2 separate regions of the Homo sapiens genome follow, and region 1 is linked to region 2. The links are chromatin loops, found by intact Hi-C in ENCODE. Cell type or tissue: endothelial cell of umbilical vein. All regions are shown on one strand. Each heading gives the region's core, and the rest is flanking DNA. Links, peaks and the distances in the headings are about the cores only. Region 1 overlaps CALM1 (calmodulin 1). Region 2 has its middle 64 kb from the start of LINC00642.

Region 1 (2,909 bases), core at 160-2,659, 110 kb before region 2:
CAATAAACATTTCTGCAGCCTTTCATCTCTAACTGCGAACTGTGTAGGTTTCTAGCTTGCATAGCTTTCAATTCCTTTTGCTCTCAACAAGATAGACCTGCCCTCAGATGTAATTTCACTGGGTCTCTAGTACTGTGAGAGTGAGGGGCCAGAAATAACCGTAGACACATCCCACAACCGTCTTACCCTAGTTTTAAGTAGTTTGAGTGTTAATAGCTGACATTTTAACCTATTCTCTTAGCCTATTAACTTGTCCATGCTTGCTTTTTATGCGGAAAATTTACACCATAAGGATTAGTTTCCTTTTAACCCCAATCCAAGCCTCTTTAGGACTTGTATAAAGAAATACATTTTTTTCAATAAGATGGGAATTTTAGATGACAACCAAGATGATACCTTGGTTCATGTCAAGAGCGGGACAGCTGAGGAAAGTGGGGTGGGATGCAAGTACAATTTAGGACCTTGGCATTGAAGCCTTCCCCTTAGTCAACACTGGCCCAGACCCTGGTTCTTAGATGTAGCAGGAGAGGCTGCCTGCTTCTGCCCCCTTTGCTTCCAGAAAGGCCTTTTCCAGCTGCCTCGTGTGTTTCCCACTCTGCCCAGAAGGAGTGAGAGGGCTGAAAAGCGGGGCGGGATAAGGCCCTGCTTTCGACAGAAGGCTTGAGACACATCTCCAGAAAGCATTTAAAGAGCCCCTCCTGCACATAGGAGCTGGGACTATAAGGACATGGTCATCACCGTGGAGACGGCCCTCTGCTCTGAGGCTTTAGACCTGGCTTCTGGATTTGGTTCTGTCCCTCCAGCCTCAGGCAGGTTCTTTACCTTTCCCAGGCCTTGGTATCCTCCTTGGTAAGATCATATTGGACTTGGTACCTTCTGCCTGTGGCTTTCTAGGATTATGACCGACCTGGTTTGGCATCACTTTGTGTTTAGATAGATGAAATTGCAGCCTAAAGGATGGGAGGCAAAATTGTGTAGGAGTGCTGTGTCCTTTGAGATGACAAATGGGATTTAAAAATTCTCACCAGCTTCATGTTGGAGGTGGAGTGGAGGTTAAGCTTGCTATTAAGACGTGATGTAATATTGGAACCTGGGTCAGAGAAACTGATTGTTAAGTGACTTCCATTCTCCCAGGACGGAAATAGGAGGCTACCACTGGGCCTGTAAGGGATTCAGTCCAAGTGACATCATCTGGTTTTCAGCAGCTCCGGTTTAGAAAAACACACACACATTTCCGATTCAAGCTGAACTTTCCCGGGCACTGGGGGGCTGGAGCACCCAATGACTCAGGATGCCTTAGAAGGAAATAAAACATAAAGCTTTTTATAGCTTGGTGCTTCTCTCCCACTGCCCTCAACTCTCTGCCAAGGAGTGGGAGGAGTTAGCTCATGGACCAGAACTCCCATTAAAGCCCCTGAACTCTGATTAAATCAAGTGGCAGTTTTCCTCATGAGAATTATGTTCTTTGTGTCAGGAACCTTAGGAATGAGTGTGAATTGACACATTCAGATTGTGGGGTTTTTTTTTTCTCTTTTGAGGTGGGGTCTCATTCTCACTCAGGCTGGAGTGCAGTGGCACAATCACAGCTCACTGCAGCCTCCACCTCCCAGGTTCAAATGATCCTCCCACCTCAGCCCCCCCAGTAGCTGGGACTACAGGGATGTGCTGCTGTGCTCAGCTAATTTTTAAATTTTTTTATGCAGACGCGGTTTCACATGTTGCTTAGGCTGGTCTCAAACTCCTGGGCTCAACAAATCCTCCCACCTTGGCCTCCCAAAGTGTTGGGATTACAAGTGTGAGCCACTGTGCCTTGGCTCAGATAATTTTTTTTTTTTTTTTTTTTTTTTTTTGAGACAGAGTCTTGCTCTGTCACTCAGGCTGGAGTGCAGTGGTGTGATCTTGGCTCACTGCAACCTTCGCCTCCTGGGTTCAAGCAATTCTCCTGCCTCAGCCTCCTGAGTAGCTGGGACTACAGGCGCACACCACCACGTCTGGCTAATTTTTGTATTTTTAATAGAGACGGAGTTTCACTATGTTGGCGAGGCTGGTTTTGAACTCCTGACCTCAGGTCATCTGTCCGCCTTGGCCTCCCAAAGTGCTGGGATTATAGGCATGAGTCACTGTACCCAGCCCCAGATAGTCTTTTCAATATCATATCTTAGTTTTATTTTCAGTTTTACAAAGGCTAAAAGGAAAATCCAGAGTTTCCTCTAGCAATATAATTATTTGAACATTTTGTTACAACAAGATCTTTAGATCCTGGCTGTATGTAAGCATGTTTGCTTTTAAACTGATTTTTCATTTTGAGTCTTTGTATACCCTTCAAGTTGTGATTTTTTTTAAGTTACTGCATTTTTTAGCAAAAGATAGATTTTTTCCTGCATAGACATATCAGAATCAAGATTTGAGATAGATTGTTTTAAAAATGGAAAATAAGTAAAAAAGTAATTATAAAATCATATCTTAGTTAAAAGGAACAGGTCATATAGGTAAAACTTCCTCTGAGTGCAGGTATCCATATCTGGTGATTCTCAAACTTGGAATACTTCTAACACTGGACATCTAATCCTGTTTCCACAAGGCAGAACTTGGGCTTTCTCCCTTTCAATGACAAGAAGTTAATTAACAGCCCATTCCCATTTTTATTTTTATTTTTTTGAGATGGAGTCTTGCTCTGTCGCTCAGGCTGGAGTGCAGTGGCCTGATCTCCACTCACTGCAAGCTCCGCCTCCCAGGTTCACACCATTCTCCTGCCTCAGCCTCCCGAGTAGCTGGGACTACAGGCGCTCACCACCACACCCTGCTAATTTTTTGTATTTTTAGTAGAGACGGGGTTTCACCGTGTTAGCCAGGATGGTCTCAATCTCCTGACCTTGTGATCCACCCGCCTCAGCCTCCCCAAGTGCTGA
Region 2 (2,909 bases), core at 210-2,709:
CTCTCCAGGGCTGAACACTCCTCAGGGACAGGGTCTCCATGTCCCCAGCACCCCACACAGGCTCAGCATACGCAGGTGTGAACACCTGGGCTCTGGCCCTCCCTCACCAGAACCCCCTCCCTTCTTGCAAGGAGTGCAGCTGCAGCCAGAGAGGACACCCAGTCCCTGCCCCTGCCCCCAGCCCGCCCAGAGCGGAGATGAGCTGAAAACCCCACTGTGTCTCCCACCTCGCCCAACTCTGGGATCCAAGCGGCCAGGTTGCAAAGAACCAAATCCTTTGAGTGAAACAACCTTTAGTAACCTTTTCAGACAAACACGCCCTCCCCTCCCGCCACTTGCTGGAAGCCAAAGCTGCTGACACAGCCATGTGGGGACCTGTGGGGACTCCCTCTCCTTGAATCGCGGCACATGCACCCTTCACACCCAGCCACTCCCTGCCACCCGCTCTCTCAAAGGGAAGGGCCACCAGGATCTACTGCCACACTCTTTTTTTTTTCTTCGAGACAGGGCCTTGCTCTGTCACCCAGGCTGGAGTGCGGTGGTGTGATCACAGCCTTCCCAAGCCCCATTCTTAACACCCAAAAGCATTTATAAGAAGTTCAGTTCTCAGTGTTTAGGGAGACAGTGGGCGGGAGATCTGTCCAAAGGGTGCTGAGTCCTGCACTGCCCAAGTACGAGATTTGTTGGGGCTCCCCCAGCAAGTGTCCTGGGGCCATGCGCTGTCTGGAGGGGCTTCTGCTTCCATCTCTGACTCTGATCTGGAAGGGATTCCATCCCCTCCCTCTGCCAGTGCCTGGGACAGAGACAGCTTCTGCCGGAGATCTGCAGGGCCTAACATAAAGCAAGAAGCCGTGCTCGTTAGGCCGGCGGCCAGCACCGCAGAGCGCGCAGAAGGAAATAAACTTCCACTAGAAACTGCTGGCTGGGCAGGCAGGAAGGGTGCTCCAGGGAGCTTGGAGCTTTTGCAGGGTCAGGGACCCCAAACATCATGTGCACAGTGGCTAGTGCTCCAGCTCAGGAGAGCGTCCCCAGAATGCATGACCCGGACCAAGGCCCACAGGGCACACATGGCGTCAACAGGACCCTGGATAGAGGGCTTTCAGATAAAATCCAAACAGGGACGCATCTCCCAAAAAAGACCCGTGGTTGGTCCCGGACAGCCAAGCCCCGCCCTCAGCACTCAGCCAGGGCTGGTCCTCAAGCTGTGTTGACTGAAGGGCAGGCCGGATTAATGTCACTCCAGAAGGAACATGACAGCAAGCCCTTCTCAACAACCCATCTTCACAAATGCTCCATGAGGCAGTCATTCCCCGCACTAGGGACTCCCGGCTGGCTCCATGTGATGCCTGGGGAAGGTGAGCTACTGACTTCCTGTTGTCTTTCGTTAGAGGGGACTCCAGGCTACCCCATGACAGCGTCATCAGGCACTCGCAGGCAGATATGTTTTGGTGAGGGCTGGTGAAGGGTAGGACGGCCATGGGCATGCACCCATCCCATCCATGTGTCATGGCAGGAAGAAACAAAGGTTAAGAACCACAGCACTAGATGTCTGGGTTCGGGGACACGTGCCGTTGTGACCTGGATTCTGGTGCCTGGGGTGGGCACAACCAGGTACGTGCCTTGTTCCAGGAAGCTGTCTGCAGCAGGCCTGTTGCTGGCTGGGTTTGCACTGGAATTTGGGGTCCCCTCATCCCCCGCCAGGCGTTCACACCCCTGTGCCTTCTGTGTCTTCTGTCCCACACTGCCCCCTGGAGGAGGGATGAAGGATGGTGCTGAAGGGCACAAGCAGTAGACATTTTCATCCACCTTCACCTCCTCTTCCTGGCCAACAGAACGTTGATTTTGTTCAAGGCGGCAGAATGCCCAGCCCCAGGGACAAGTCTTGCTTCATTGCATAAGTCAGTGATGATGGCCCTGTACCCCTGTGCCAGGCCCTTTCTTTCCCAGCCTCCTTTGCAGCTAGGGGCCATTGACGCAATTTCAGGCAATGAAGTGTAAGGGAAAGTTTTTTGTGGGGGTGCTTCTGGGAGAGCTTTTGCTTCTTAACAAAAGGGAAGGGTGTGAAAGGAGAGTTCTCTTAGGTCCACCCTCACTTTCTTTCATGCTGGAGTGCAGACGTGGTGGCCGGTGCTGCAGCAGCCATCCTGCAACTATGTGGCACCAAGTTAACACAGAGGATGGTGGGCAGAGAGAGGGAAAGAACCTGGGTCCTTGATGACCTCACCAAGCAGCCAAGCCACCCGGAAACTGCCTATGCCCAGGGTCCTTGTGAAGTAACAATGGCTGTATTTGTGGTTTTGTTGAATTCTGTTACTTGCAGCCAAACACATCGGGGCAGCACTGAGGTGTGAGGTGCTGTGTGAGCATGGGTAAAGCACTTGGCACAATGCCCAGCCTATGGTAAATGCGCATCAATGGAGGCTATTATTACAATCACGTGCATCTATGAGTGTGCACGAGTTGCTAACTCGTGTGGGCACATATGGGTGAATATGGATGTGTGATGTGCAGGTGACCTCTGGTTCAAAATGTGATTCAAGTCCTGTCCTGTTACTTGGCCCAGGCACTGGGGCCACTCCCTCGACCTTGCTGAGATGCAGTTTCCTTAACTAAACGGGGAGGACAATGACTTACATGGGTCCAAGCTGGCAGCTGGCATTGCTAACCTCGCAATCACCCAGAGGTAGGACAAGAGTATTGGCTCCACCTGGCAGATGGGGAAACTGAGGCTTAGAGAGCGTAAGTGAAACGCCCACATTTAGAGCCAAGAAGTGGTGATGCTGAGACTTGAACCATGTGGCCTCACACAGAACCTGTGTGTGCAGGGCTGTATGTGAGTGTGTATATGTGCAGGAGTGTGTGTGCAGGAATGTGTGTGCGAGGGTGTGTGTGGAGTGCATGTGAACATG

Evidence for each region. Hi-C counts contacts between places; a loop is a spot of excess contacts. Peaks named below come from ENCODE experiments on the same cell type or tissue, not always from the same donor. Only the 100,000 strongest peaks of a DNase experiment are listed, where the experiment ranks them.
Region 1: it touches region 2 in a loop (5-fold over the local background); 75 of 110 quality-filtered maps call a loop at or near these places.

What each region holds. Positions count from the first base shown.
Region 1 is chr14:90,408,237-90,411,145 of GRCh38, forward strand. CALM1 (calmodulin 1) reads left to right here. Exons shown (of 6, transcript NM_006888.6): 6 at 1-32. Among named protein-coding and RNA genes, the nearest start is that of CALM1, 13 kb to the left of the region's middle. In endothelial cell of umbilical vein, for the core only: no CTCF peak of the experiment used is centred there; a DNase peak (open chromatin) is centred at 1,235; H3K27ac peaks cover 2,323 bases.
Region 2 is chr14:90,517,337-90,520,245 of GRCh38, forward strand. No RefSeq gene overlaps it. Among named protein-coding and RNA genes, the nearest start is that of LINC00642, 64 kb to the left of the region's middle. RefSeq lists enhancers at 586-1,320, 1,321-2,055. In endothelial cell of umbilical vein, for the core only: a CTCF peak has its summit at 1,759 (motif pointing left); a DNase peak (open chromatin) is centred at 1,755.